Linked DNA regions of Homo sapiens: region 2 is linked to region 1. A link is a contact called in ENCODE Hi-C or POLR2A ChIA-PET data. All regions are on one chromosome and are shown on one strand. Each heading gives the region's core, a stretch centred on a gene start or an enhancer-like site at or near the end of the contact. The rest is flanking DNA. Distances are from core to core; before and after follow the strand shown. Region 1 overlaps ANKRD6 (ankyrin repeat domain 6). Region 2 overlaps GABRR2 (gamma-aminobutyric acid type A receptor subunit rho2).

Region 1 (6,689 bases), core at 1,442-3,941:
TCTACTGCCTGCCGAGTTTCCAGCTTGCAGGGGGACCACTGTCCAGCTCTGCCAGTTAGCAGCACTCATGATTTGATGACAGGCGGGTCATTTGTTCATTGACCTGTACTAGTCAACGGCAATGCAGGGGTTTGCCCTATTTCATCTGAGGACTCCAGGGACTGCAGCTATCACTGCATATTTCTAAGAAGCCTCTTCAGAGAGTTCATGACAACATCCTCACTGATTTATGCTGCACTCTGAGCCCTCTTCTCTATGATCGGATTCCTGGGATTGCCGGCCGTTGTTCTCCTTTAGGCGCCAAAGGGAACTTGACTCTTCCTAATTGCAGTTGAGTGAAGGATGAAACACTCCCAGAGGTAAGCAGGTCAAGACTGTAACAGGAGAGTTCTGAAGTCTCTAAGAGCACCCTTTATCTCTGACAGGTCCTCAGGAAGCTAAGTTGAGGTAAATCAAGCTGAGCCTGTGGTCCAGCCTTGAAAGGGAGGATGGGTGGGCAGTGTGGAAATGTTCTGGTGGAAAGCAATGAGCACGAGACAAGGGGTCAGGAGGCCTGGGCTGTGCATGGCTTGCTAGAAGCCTGTCACCCTGCTGGACCTCAGGTGTGTCACCCTGGATGATCCCAGGGTCCCTCCATTGCCTTCTTGGATTCTATGATGTGGCTGGTCAGAGTTTTGTGAAGTTTCCTGGCAGAGCACCAGAGGGGCAAAGAAAACATTCTGGGGCGTCCCTGGTGCTTGGCCCAAAAGAGGACAGAGGCCATCATAAGATAAAACAGATTTTTTAAAAGAAGGATGCACTGCTACCTATAAACAACCTTAACGAAATACTGATTCTACTTACTAAACTCCCCAGATCTGTAACAAACAATGCACATTAAAAACATGTAATCTGAAACAAAGTTCTAAAGATAGATGGTGGTGATGGTTGCACAACAATGTGAGTGTACTTAATGCCACTGAACCGTATACGTAAATATGTTCAGACAGTAAATTTAATGCTATGTATATTTTATTACAATAAAAAATCCTAGTTAAAACTCAAAATTGCTTTCTTAAAATTAAAAAGTCTCCCTTTAAAAATCCATGAAAGGATTTTTCTCTTTTAACTTTTTATACTTTTTAATATTTTCCAGCTTTTTATATTTAACACGGATAACTTTTAGCATCAGGAAAAACCGCTACTTATTAGAAGTCTGAGCAGAAACAATACCCCAGTAACAGGACTGTCCCTGTCACAGACTCTCTTCCCACTGTTCATTTGTGGAAGGTAAGGAATTTCTGCAGTGAGGGGGGGTCAGGACACTGAGGACAGATCACTGTCCTCAGCACTGCCACCACCGACCTCCCCCCTTCAGCATCCTAAACTATTATTCCTGTTATCAGTTAGGTTCAGGCTGATTTTCTTCTCATCCACCTTCCCAGACCCCTTATTCAAAGAGAACCCTTGCAGTGGTTAAAAAAAGAATGTGGCCGCTGGGTCAGTGGCTGCAGGAGGTAGGCTGTGCCATTTGCGCTGTCTACCTCAGACCTCTTAGAAAGCAGTTCTAGACAAGGAAACTAGTAATCATATGAGATACTGCCCAAGTCTCAACTTTTTGTTTTTGTTTAGAGACAGAGTCTCGCCCTGTCGCCCAGGCTGGAGTGCAGTGGTGCCATCTTGGTTCACTGCAACCTCTGCCTCCCAGGTTCAAGCGATTCTTCTGCCTCAGCCTCCAGAGTAGCTGGGATTACAGACACTTGCCACCATGCCTAATTTTTTTTTTATATTTTTAGTAGACATAAGGTGTCACCATGTTGGCCAGGCTGGACTTGAACTCCTGGCCTCAAGTGATCTGCCCACCTCCACCTCCCAAAGTGTTGGGATTACAGGCGCGAGCCACCGTGCCTGGCCCCACGTCTCAACTTTTTAAAATTTCCGTAAGATTTCCAAGACTTCCCATTTCTCTATCAGAATGGTGACGGAATTTCCCAAAATAGGCCTCCAGTGCAATGATGATTACTGACCTGCTAAGAAAGACAGTGCCCTTCTTAGCAAGAACCACGCGACTGCAGCTCACGCTTTCAGGGTAGTGCTGACTTGGTTAGATTTCCACTTCTTACAGGCTTTTTAATATAACCACAAACTACTTACACTCTAGTGCTCTTTGGACCAATAAAAACAACTTTTTCCAGGACAAAGCTTATCACTCTGTATTGTTCATGAAGTATGAGCAACAAGCCCTGAGCATATGGGTCGTGTTAGCCACTCTTGCTGTACAAATTATTTCACGAAGGGCCTTCACTGGATGGTACGGCACAGACTAACCTAAGCCTTGGTTTAGGTCAAATATTTTTTGTCATGTTTCACAAGCTGCCCTCTAAATTATGAGTTGAGGTATCTTTGGAGCCGGAATGGCACCAAGTTATTTATTACTTGCTTTCATCATCAATCTACTGTATTTGCTTCCTTTGAGAAAATTTTCCTTTGTGAAACTCTAGCTCAATGCAAGCAGCTCAATCTAACTTTCAGTTCAGACCTTGGGAGGACATTTCCAGACTAGCAAGACTCAAGGAAATCTAATGACTTGTGTGAGGTTGCGGCGAGAACACATAGTGTCCTAAGCTGCTGGCAAAGGTCCTGCACACCCCTTCCTCTGGGGGACCTTTTGGCTGTCCTGCCTGTTTCCAGGCCACAGCTCCCCCTCCAGCCGTCCTCTCAGACAGAGACCTCACCGAGAGCCCGGGTCAGATAAACACTGCTGTCAGGCCAGGCTCGGACTCTCCCTACCAAAAGTGGCTGTCCTTGGCTGTACTGCTAGCTGTGCTGACACTAGCTGGAATGGTTCTGGAGGACTGGGCAATACGCTTTCTCAGGCTTTGAAAAACCCACCCTTCTCAAGTAACCAAGATGAGAATTAAAGGCTCTGAGGTGAGAGACATGAAACATGTAAACAATAGCTGCCTCAGGTTATCATCTTGGATCTATTCTTCCCTAGAATACAACACAAACAATTTAGTACCTTGAGGCCCTCAGTTGAAACAGGGTCAGTTATCTACAAATGGACTCTTTCCTCCTATAAGATTAAAATTTACCATTGAAACATTTCCTCCTTGAAATGACACGAAGAAACAAGATGTGGCCTCAATACATACAAGTGGCTACTTTGACATAATTCTTACTTGCATATGATACCTACCTAAGTCAATCATGAAATTCTTAAATGCTGGGAAAAGGTAGAGCACTCTCAACAGTGTTTACTGAATTATCTATTTGGTGAACATCCACTCATTTTGAGACAGGGTCTCACTCTGTCACCTATGCTAGAGTGCAGTGGCATGATCTCAGCTCACTGCAACCTCCACCTCCCAGGCTCAATCAATCTTCCCACTTCAGCCTCCTGAGTAGCTGGGACCACAGGCATTTGCCACCATGTCCAGCTAATTTTTTTATTTTTTGTAGAGATGGAGTTTTGCCATGTTGCCCAGGCTGGTCTCCAACTCCTGGGTTCAAGCAATCCTTCCTCCATAGCCACGCAAAGCACTGGGATTACAGGTGTGAGCCACCAGGCCCGGACTGAATATTTATTGACTCCCTACTGTGTGCCAAGTCTAATTCTCTCATTTTATTGATGTCTAATTCTCTCATTTTATTGATAAGCCTAGGACAGCATGCTTGGACCAGAAATCAAATTGTCAAGGCTCTTTGCACTCACCCCAAGCTGCTTCCAACCTGTGAAGTCATTAACCTTAGGACGAGCCTCAGAAAAGGTCAGATGCATCTGTGGGGTTGGGACTGCCTCTTTCATAAAGTAAAGCATAGCCACTAGAGCTGCCCCAAAAGCATTTGTTGAATGATTAACTACAAGAAGCAGAAGGAAAGATGCTGTAGCTGGAAACCTGAAGGGCCTGCAACCTTGCAGTTTGGCACTTTGATTTGGAACATGTTGACCCATTTGCGAAGTACGTGAACTGCCAGCTCTCAGTTTTTCTGAGACAGTGTTTCTCACTTTGGGATTTTAAGAGCTTTGGTGCCTATAAGGTCTAAATCTTTGTTTTGAAATACTGTTATTTTTCTTTCCTACATGGTGAAAAAGAGTGAGTGTAGTGTTGGCAGATTTCAGTCATGCAAGGGTGCAGTGTGCGCCTCTTCAAGAGGAAACACCCCCATGTGGCACAGGCAGACATACTGCAAGGAAGCTCAAGACAGGTTAGGTGTGTAAAGCAAGTTGCTGACCTCTTTTTCTCTCTCTGATCTTCTAGGGTCCTTCCTAACCTTCCCTCTGTGGTTTTTCTTATTTTTGTCTTCTTTCATGGCTTTCACTGTGGCCACAGCATCCTGGACTATTTCTGAGGCGGGAGCTATGTGATTGCTCATTGACCAATCAGAGATGGCATTAGCGCTCCAATGAGAGTTGACACGATTGGCAGGAAGCAAGAAAGAATTTGCTCCTGGAGTTGCATAATCTAAAGAACTGGTTTCCACAGGTTGAAATTCATAATAATCCCACTCCAGGCCACTGGAGGTCATTCTTCAACTAATTCTCAGTTCTTACCATGCCATAAAGATCAGTATCTGTAGAATATGAAGTTAGGAGTAAATTCTTCATATCATTAACATTCTCTGTTTCTACCCACCATCCAAGACAGGTAACTTCTGAGATTTTTTCAAATAACTGATCTCCTAGATTCTTTAAAGGACACACATCAAGAGTTTTCTTCCTTGATTTCTTGCATGTATTTCAAGGCTGGTCATCAACAGCATGGTAAATACACAGAGAACAGGCATGGATCATATTGCTGGCAAATGCATTTCTTCAGAACTAGTGAAGGTCAATTCTACCTTCTCCACTCCCAATTATTTCTTGTTGTTGTATTTTTATTTTAATTTATCTGGGAGAAGCAATATATGCATTGTCTCTCTAGGACAAGGAAAAGATGCAAGAAAATACCTTCAATAAATAAAAGGGACTCTCTCTGTCTAAAAGTAGAGCTGGCTTTTCTTCTGCTGACACGTCTCACTTTGGCTACCTAAGAAAATTCTTGCCTGTTTCACTTCCTACCTTGCCTGGTATAAACAGCAGCAGTTCTAGGAAATTAGCAAGGCTTTTGCTGCATGAGAACACAGTGATACTTAGAGCCCAGGATGTGAGGCAGGGGTGTCAAGTTGGAATGGGTTAGCATGCCTGGCATTTTGGCCTTGCCACTGTGGCAAGCAAAGCCTTTAATTATGCGAAGAGAAGACCAAATGCATCCCAACATGTTTGCACCAGTAATAACTCAATTCCCCACCTTTTCTGTGGCCAAAATCTTTTCTCTCTCCTTGTATTTTTGTTCCTGTCATCTAAGGATATGATATAGTTGAGAATGTTATGATGACCATAGTGCAGGAAAATAAAAAAGTATTATGACCTAAGGTAGAAATCAATGGCTTAAAGCTAAATCAACATTTTTTGAAAATAACATCTTTGATGACCCAGCAAGTTCCAGATATAACCAGAGATTTATGAAAGACACTGGATGGCCTTCTGCCCATGCATAAAACAGTCATAGTTATTTCTTTGCAAGTACTGTCCTTCTTACTGTGTGTTTGCCAAGTTTTATGACATTATACACAGACCCAAAGAAAACTAGAAGCACTTTAGTAAACCACACTGTAGCATATCTGAAGATGTGAAATTTGAATCACACTCTATAACTACAGTTATTAAAGGTGAATTTGGAAGAGGTTATAAGTGCAAACACTCCAACATTCTGTGTTCCCCATAAAAGTTCTTATTTCTTAGAGTTCTACTACATGAATTAGTGTTGCAACCATTTCTAAAAATAGTTTTCAACTGTATTATCAAAAGACCTTTTCCTAATAGCTGTTGGAGGACAATTTATATGGTCCTTTCTTAGAGAACCACCTTCTCCAAAGACCCAGTAGGGCAGCCCACTGTACTACGTGACTCCACCCCAGCCACTGCTGACTCACTCAGGATTGGCCACTTGATGCCAGAGGAGCCAATCAGAGTCCATCTCTAGATAACCTGAATGAATAGACTCAGAGCTGAGTTGGTTGATGGCCATGTCTCAATAATAGCATGGTGGCAGAGTAAACTCTTTCTGGAGGCCTCCTTTTTCTTAGATTCCATGAGATCTGTGTCTTCCCCCAACTCCCCAACTTGAATAGATCATTTTCCATGTCATATTCACTGACCAAGAGAAATTAAGATGAGAAAAAAATTAAGTTTTTAATCCCCATTTTTTCTCCAATGGTAAATTTGGTCATTGACACACATTTCCGGCAAGTCTTGCCCATACTCACTAATGTGCATGTGTGTGTCTCTTTATGCTGAGACAGGACACAGGCAAAAATCCCCTTTGAGGCATTTTGTACAATAGAGAGGAAGTGATCACTTGAATAATAGACAGGAAGTGAACCATGATGGAGAACCACCCCACACTCCCAAACTCTAACTTGCTACTGAGAATGGGCCTCAGAGCAGGTCTTCCAGAGGAAGTTCTTGCTGCCACAGAGACCAAGATGCAGCTAAAATGTGCTGCGAGAGCATCTACTACCCTCCCATCTCACAGCTTACACTTTGTGGATTTCTAGCCAGAAAACCTCCCCTGCCAACTCAGCCTGATAGAATGATGGCTTCTACTCACATCATCCTGGACATCAAGGTCGCAGCCAGCCTTCAGCAAGATCTGGACCACAGGAAG
Region 2 (6,179 bases), core at 2,569-5,068, 300 kb after region 1:
CATCTGCTCGTCCACCTCCTTCATGGACAGGCAGCCCCGGAACACGGTGGCCACTGCCAGGTAGCAGCCGTGGTGCCGGTCGCGGGCAGCCATCATGTTCTTGGCATCAAACATCTGAGGGGTGAGCTCGGGCACGGTCAGGGCCCGGTAATGCTGGCTGCCCGGGCTTCATGCCTGGCATGAAGAAGTGCAGGCAGGGGAAGGGCACCCATGTTCACCACCAGCTTGTGCAGGTCCGCATTGAGCTGGCCCGGGAAGCACAAGGAGGTAGTGATCCTGCTCATGGTGGCCAATGTCAGGTGGCTGAGGTCCCCGTAGGTGGGCGTGGCCAGCCTGAGGGTGCTGACGCAGATGTCCTAGAGCGCCTCCTTGTTGATGCAGTAGGTCTCATCTGTATTCTCCACCAGCTGGTGGATGGACAGCATGGGGTTGTAGGGCTCCACCACAGTGACACCTTGGGCGAGGGCACTACGCTGAAGGTGTTCATGATGCAGTTGGGATACTCCTCATGCATCTTGCTGATGAGCAGCGTGCCCATACCCGAGCTTGTGCCCCCGCCCAGCGAGAGGGTCAGCTGGAAACCCTACAGACCGTCGCAGTTCTCACACTTCTTCCGCACATCCAGGAGGGAATCCACCAGCTCCGCACCCTCCGTGTAGTGACCCCTGGCCCAGTTATTGCCGGCCCCACTCTGACCAAAGATTAAATTGTCAGGCCTGAAAAAATGTCCAAAAGGCCCCGAGCCGACACTGTCCATGGTCCCGGGCTCCAGGTCGACGAATGGCCCGAGGCACATACTTATGAGAAGAGGCCTCGTTGTAGTAGATGCTGATCTGCTCCAGCTCCAAGTCCGAGTTCCCCACGTAGTTGCCGCTGGGGTCTATGCCATGCTCATCACTGATGACTTCCCAGAACTTGGCCCCGATCTAGTTGCCGCACTGGCCGGCCTGAATGTGCAGGATCTCCCTCATACTGGGCGTGTCTGGCAGGCGGCTGCGGACGGGCAGGCGGGCTGGGCTGGCTGCTGACATCTCTGATTTCTTTGAGTGGTGTTTTTGCAATTCTCATTGTAGAGATCTTTCACCTCCCTGGTTAGCTGTATTCCTAGGCATTTTATTCTTTTTGTGGCAATCATGAATGGGATTTCATTCCTGATTTGGCTCTAGGCTTGACCATTGTTGGCATATAGGAATGCCAGTGATTTTTTACATTGATCTTGTATCCCAAAACTTTGCTGAAGTTGTTTATCACCTGAAGGAGCTTTTGGGCCAAAACTATGGGGTTTTCTAGATACAGAATCACATCATCTGCAAACAAGAATAGTTTGACTTCCTCTCTTCCTATTTGGATGCCCTTCATTTTGTTCTTTCTTGATTGCCCTGGCCAGGACTTACAATACTATGTTGAATAGGAGTGGTGAGAGAGGGCACCCTTGTCTTGTGCTGGTTTTCAAGGGGAATGTTTCCAGCATTTGCCCATTTAGTATGACGTTGGCTATGGGTTTGTCACATATGTATTGAAGTGTGTTTCTTTAATACCTAGTTTATTAAGAGTTTTTAATAAGGAGTGTTGAATTTTATCGAAAGCCTCTTGTGCATCCATTGAGATAATAATGTGGCTTTTGTCTTTAGTTTTATGTGATGAATCACATTTATTGATTTGCGTATGTTAAACCAAACTTGCATCCTGGGATTGAAGCCTACTTGATTGTGGTGGATTCACTTTTTGGTGGGCTGCTGGATTTGGTTTGCAAATATTTTGTTGAGGATTGTTTGCCTCAATGTTCATCAAGGATATTGGCCTAAAGCTTTCTTTTGTGTGTGTGTGTGTTTCTGCCAGGTTTTGGTATCAGGATGATGCTGGCCTCATAGAATGAACTGGGGAGGAGTCCCGCCTCCTCAATTTTTTGGAATAGTTTTAGTAGGAATGGTACCAGTTCTTTGTACATCTGGTAGAATTTGGCTGTGAATATATCAGGTCCTGGGCCTTTTTTTTTTTTTTTTTTTTTGGTTGGTACGCTATTTATTATTGATTCAACTTCAACTTCGGAGCTCATTATTGGTCTATTCAAGGAATCAATTTCTTCCTGGTTCACTATTTGGTTTGGGGTGTGTATGTGTCCAGGAATTTATCCATCTCTTCTAGGTTTTCTAGTTTGTGTACACAGAGTTGTTCATGGTAGTCTCTGATGGTTATTTGTATTTCTGTGGGGTCAGTGGTAACATCCCCTTTGTCATTTCTTTTTGTTTTTTTTTGCGACAGAGTCTCACTCTATCACCCGGGTGGCGCAATCTCCACTCACTGCAACCTGCGTCTCCTTGGTTCAAGTGATTCTTGTGCCCTAGCCTCCTGAGTAGCTGGGACTACAGGTGTGTGCCACCATGCCCAGCTAATTTTTGTATTTTTAGTAGAAATGGGGTTTCACCATGTTGGCTAGGCTGGTCTCAAACTCATGACCTCAAGCAATCTGCCCACCTCAGCTTCCCAAAGTGCTGGGATTACAGGTGTGAGCCACTGCACCTAGCCCCCTTTCTCATTTCTAATTGTGTTTATTTTGATCTTCTCCCTTTTCTTCTTTATTAGTCTAGCTAGCAGCCAATCCAACCATTTTCATCCAATTATAGCCTTTACCAAGGTAGAATGTTGTCCTGCCCAGGAGGGCATCCACTTTCAGAAGGCTCCAGAAGAACCTGGTCCTCAGGTCAGTCTACCTGTGAGGATCTGGCGTGTGTGTGGAGGGTCCTTCAGCCCTCCTTCTCCCCTGGGCCAAGAAGTAGAATGGAGAAAAGGTACCTAACAGGTAGATCTTGCAGGGAGTAATAGCCCAAATCATCTCACTCAATGCATTGAAGAGCCGATGGAAAATAGTTTCTTGCTTGTCTTCACAGTCACTTATATAAGAAGAACCTTGATGTGACCAAGATCCGGAAGGGAAAGCCTCAGCAGCTTCTCAGAGTGGACGAGCACGACTTCAGCATGAGACCCGCCTTCGGAGGTAGGACTGTTCTTCCTTGATGCCAGGTGGGAGGTTGGCCCCAGGGATGTGATGTGCTGCCCTCTCTGGCTCCCTCTGGCACAGCGCTTCCTCAGATGGTGCAATTTTCCCACTCACATAAATCTGACTCCATTTCCTGAGTCCCTAATTTTCCCAAGGAGAAAAGAGCAGGAAGTAGTGGAGAGGGCCGTTGACTAAAGAGGGCCCACCAGTGACTAAGCCATTTACATTCACAAAGGAGACAGGCCCTGCAGCTGCCAACTTTTTTGTCCTACAAATATAAGAGCAGGCAAGGAGAATCAGGACACAAAATAGCTCCTCTGTCATTTTTATAGAGGAAGAGGCCCATGAAGGCAGAGGTGCCCAGGATCCTCAAAAGTCCTAGTGTGGCCCTCCCTCTGCACTATTTTGGCATGTGTGTGTGTCTGGGTGTGAGTGGAATTCTGAACAAGGCATTGCAACTTTGTTGCCATGACTACCTGGGAGTTTGCTGTTTTGATGGAGTCACCTGTTTTCCAGTGCAGCAACAAGAGCTTAACTCATTACAAAGATTTCTTGCACACCTGCCCCCAAAGGTGCTCTGTTAGTCTTGGGGTCAGGGAGGGGAGGCATGGCCAGTGGGTGTCCTTCCCAGGAACTAGAGAAATGCTATGGAGAAGGTGGACAGTGTCTTAGTCAGTTCTGGCTTTCACACAAAACACCATAGATTGGGCAGTTTATAGACAATGGAAACGTATTTCTCATGTTTCCAGGGGCCGGAAGTAAGATCAAGGTGCCAACAGTTTCCATGTGTGCTGAGGGCCCACTTTCTGTTCATAGACGGTGCCTTCTCACTGTAACCTCACATAGTGGGTGGGGCAAGGCAGCTCTCTAGGGCCTCTTTTCTAAGAGCACTAATCCCACTGGTGAGGGCTCCACCCTCAGGATCTCATCACCTTCCAAAGGCCCACTTCCTAGTACCATCCCATTGCGGGTTAGGATTGCAACATACACATTTGTCAGGGACATAAACATTCAGGCCATAGCAGCTGGGAAAGGAATCAGTCATCTGCTCTGACTAGGCAGAGAGTGGGGTAAGAATAGCAGAATGTATGAGATCCCTGGGCCAACTTTCCTCTCCTCTTGGGGAAACTGAGGCACCAAGAATTTCAGTTGATGAACCTTGGCCAAGACAGACCCAGGCGGGCTGGCTTCCCTTTTTCCTTTTTCTCTGCCCTTGATCCTCTAGTAGGTCCTATCATTCTGGGGCAGTAAAAAGGAGTAGCTGTGACCTCCAGGCAGGTCACCAATCCTTTGAGCCTCCATTTGTTTGTTTATAAAATGGGGAGAGTAATCCCCACATATGGGGTTGTTGTCCAGATTAAACAAGATAATGTATGTAAAACCCCTGACAGACATTTGTTCCTGTCCCCTCTGAAAAACCCAGCTGCCAGACCTTCCTCTTGTGTGACTGTTAAGGGATTAAGAAATTAATTTATCCCAGAAGCCTATGCATTTTAAAAGGCCTCAAAGCCTCCCACTAAATTCCCTGAGCTCTGACACCTGCTAAGCAGAAGGAGAAAAGCAGGTGGCAGATTACAGGCCTGTGACTCATCTCCCTTCCAACCGCAACCTGATTGACGCCCACGGAAGGTCAAGAAGAGGCCACCATATTTCTGGTAGCTCTTGGGTTTCCTCGGGGATTCGTCATGGGCAAGCCTGCCAAGGAATTTTACGAAAATAAAGTTATACTAATAAGCAGCTTTAAAATAGCTACATCTGCTCCAGGAAGTCTAAGCAAGGCGTCCCCAAAAGCAAGAAGCTCCACTTTTCTTGCACAGCAACAGTTAAGAGCATAGAGGCGTACAGTGGCTAGGAAACACAATAACCAACAATAACATGCATGACAACTACCACTTTTTTTTTCGAGACGGAGTTTCACTTTGTCACCTAGGCTGGAGTGCAGAGGCGCAATCTCAGCTCACTGCAACCTCTGCCTCTCAGGTTCAAGCGATTCTCCTCCCTCAGCCTCCTGAATAGCTGGGATTGCAGGCATGCACCACCATGCCTAATTCTTTTGTATTTTTAGTAGAGACAGGGTTTCACCATGTTGGCCAGGCTGGTCTTGAACTCCTGACCTCAAGTGATCCACCCACCTCAGCCTCCCAAAGTGCTGGGATTACAGGCGTGTGCCACTGTGCCCAGCCACAACTACCACTTTCATAGGGATTTTTTTTTATGCCAGGCACCATTCTAATCAAGGTACATATATATATGTAATCTTATTTTAATCCTCTCATCAGTTCTACAAAGTAGATACTATTATTGTCCCCAGATGAGGAAACTGAGGCACAGAGAGGTGAAGTAAATGTCCCAGGTCAGCTGAGGTTGGACCCCCCTCCTAGCTGGGTCCCTTTCTTGTCTCCTACTTGCATGTCTTGGCGCAGAGCTGACATATTCATTAGGCGGCATAGGCACACTGCCTGGGGCCCACAACAAAATGTTTTTGCTTTATCTTAAAATAAGAAAAACAAACTTTTAAGCAGAAGTTGTTTTAATATATACTATTAATATGTTCATCATTAAACCAACACAATCATAAAATATGCTTTTTGATATTTTTTTATAGAGGAAGAGGCCCATGAAGCAAAAGTGCCCAGGGTCCTCAAAAGTCATAACGTGGCCGTGCCTCAGTGTGGTCTTTTGTGGGTGTGCACCGAGTGTGGGTGCTATTCCGAACAATGTGTTGTACCTTTTTACCCAAGGCTAGTGATGCTATCAGGAGCCTGGGCCATCACCTGGTCAGTACCTTCAGTATGTAGAAGAAGAGCCTGGGGTCCAAGGAGTTAGGTGATGGCCACCGAACAGCCAGAGGCAGAACTTAGGTTTCTTTTGTGACATCAGCTGCAAAAGCGAAAGCCTTATGAAAATGCTCCCACCAGGAGCTAGCTCTTGGAACGGCAGATGAAATCCTGCCATGTTCCCAGAAACCCTGACTCTGAGCAGAATGCTGCAACACGCCACAGTCCCCATCACGCTGCTCCTTCCTCAAGCCAGTTCCAGGAGGAAAGTGGACTCCTTGTGGTGTGACCACTGCATCTGCTGGGCCCTTCTGTGGGGCCCTCCAGAGCGTAGAGGGTCAGGACTGCTCCCTGCCCCTGCCTGGGTAAGCTTCTGACCCTGGGGAGGGCTCTGACTTTGGGGA

The links. A loop is a pair of places that touch in the nucleus more often than their neighbours do. ChIA-PET counts read pairs that join two places held with the same protein, here RNA polymerase II (POLR2A). Pooled maps may share reads with other maps.
Region 2: a loop to region 1 is called in a pooled map, with 2.6 times the contacts of the local background. The contact joins two enhancer-like sites. A Hi-C loop is called at or near these places in 1 of 37 single-sample maps with no recorded cell type and 6 of 50 pooled maps. POLR2A ChIA-PET finds 5 or more read pairs at or near these places in 1 of 52 experiments (endothelial cell of umbilical vein).

Annotation. Positions count from the first base shown.
Region 1 is chr6:89,595,958-89,602,646 of GRCh38, reverse strand. It overlaps ANKRD6 (ankyrin repeat domain 6), which reads right to left. Exons shown (of 16, transcript NM_001242809.2): 3 at 6,633-6,689. Among named protein-coding and RNA genes, the nearest start is that of MDN1-AS1, 39 kb to the left of the region's middle. Within about 2 kb of position 2,691, at least 3 of the 41 ENCODE cell types and tissues checked have a DNase peak (open chromatin) inside an H3K27ac peak, as active enhancers do.
Region 2 is chr6:89,296,575-89,302,753 of GRCh38, reverse strand. It overlaps GABRR2 (gamma-aminobutyric acid type A receptor subunit rho2), which reads left to right. Exons shown (of 9, transcript NM_002043.5): 2 at 2,889-2,995. It also overlaps the pseudogene TUBB3P1. Among named protein-coding and RNA genes, the nearest start is that of GABRR2, 16 kb to the left of the region's middle. RefSeq lists enhancers at 4,035-4,104, 4,531-4,840, 4,226-5,425. Within about 2 kb of position 3,818, at least 17 of the 41 ENCODE cell types and tissues checked have a DNase peak (open chromatin) inside an H3K27ac peak, as active enhancers do.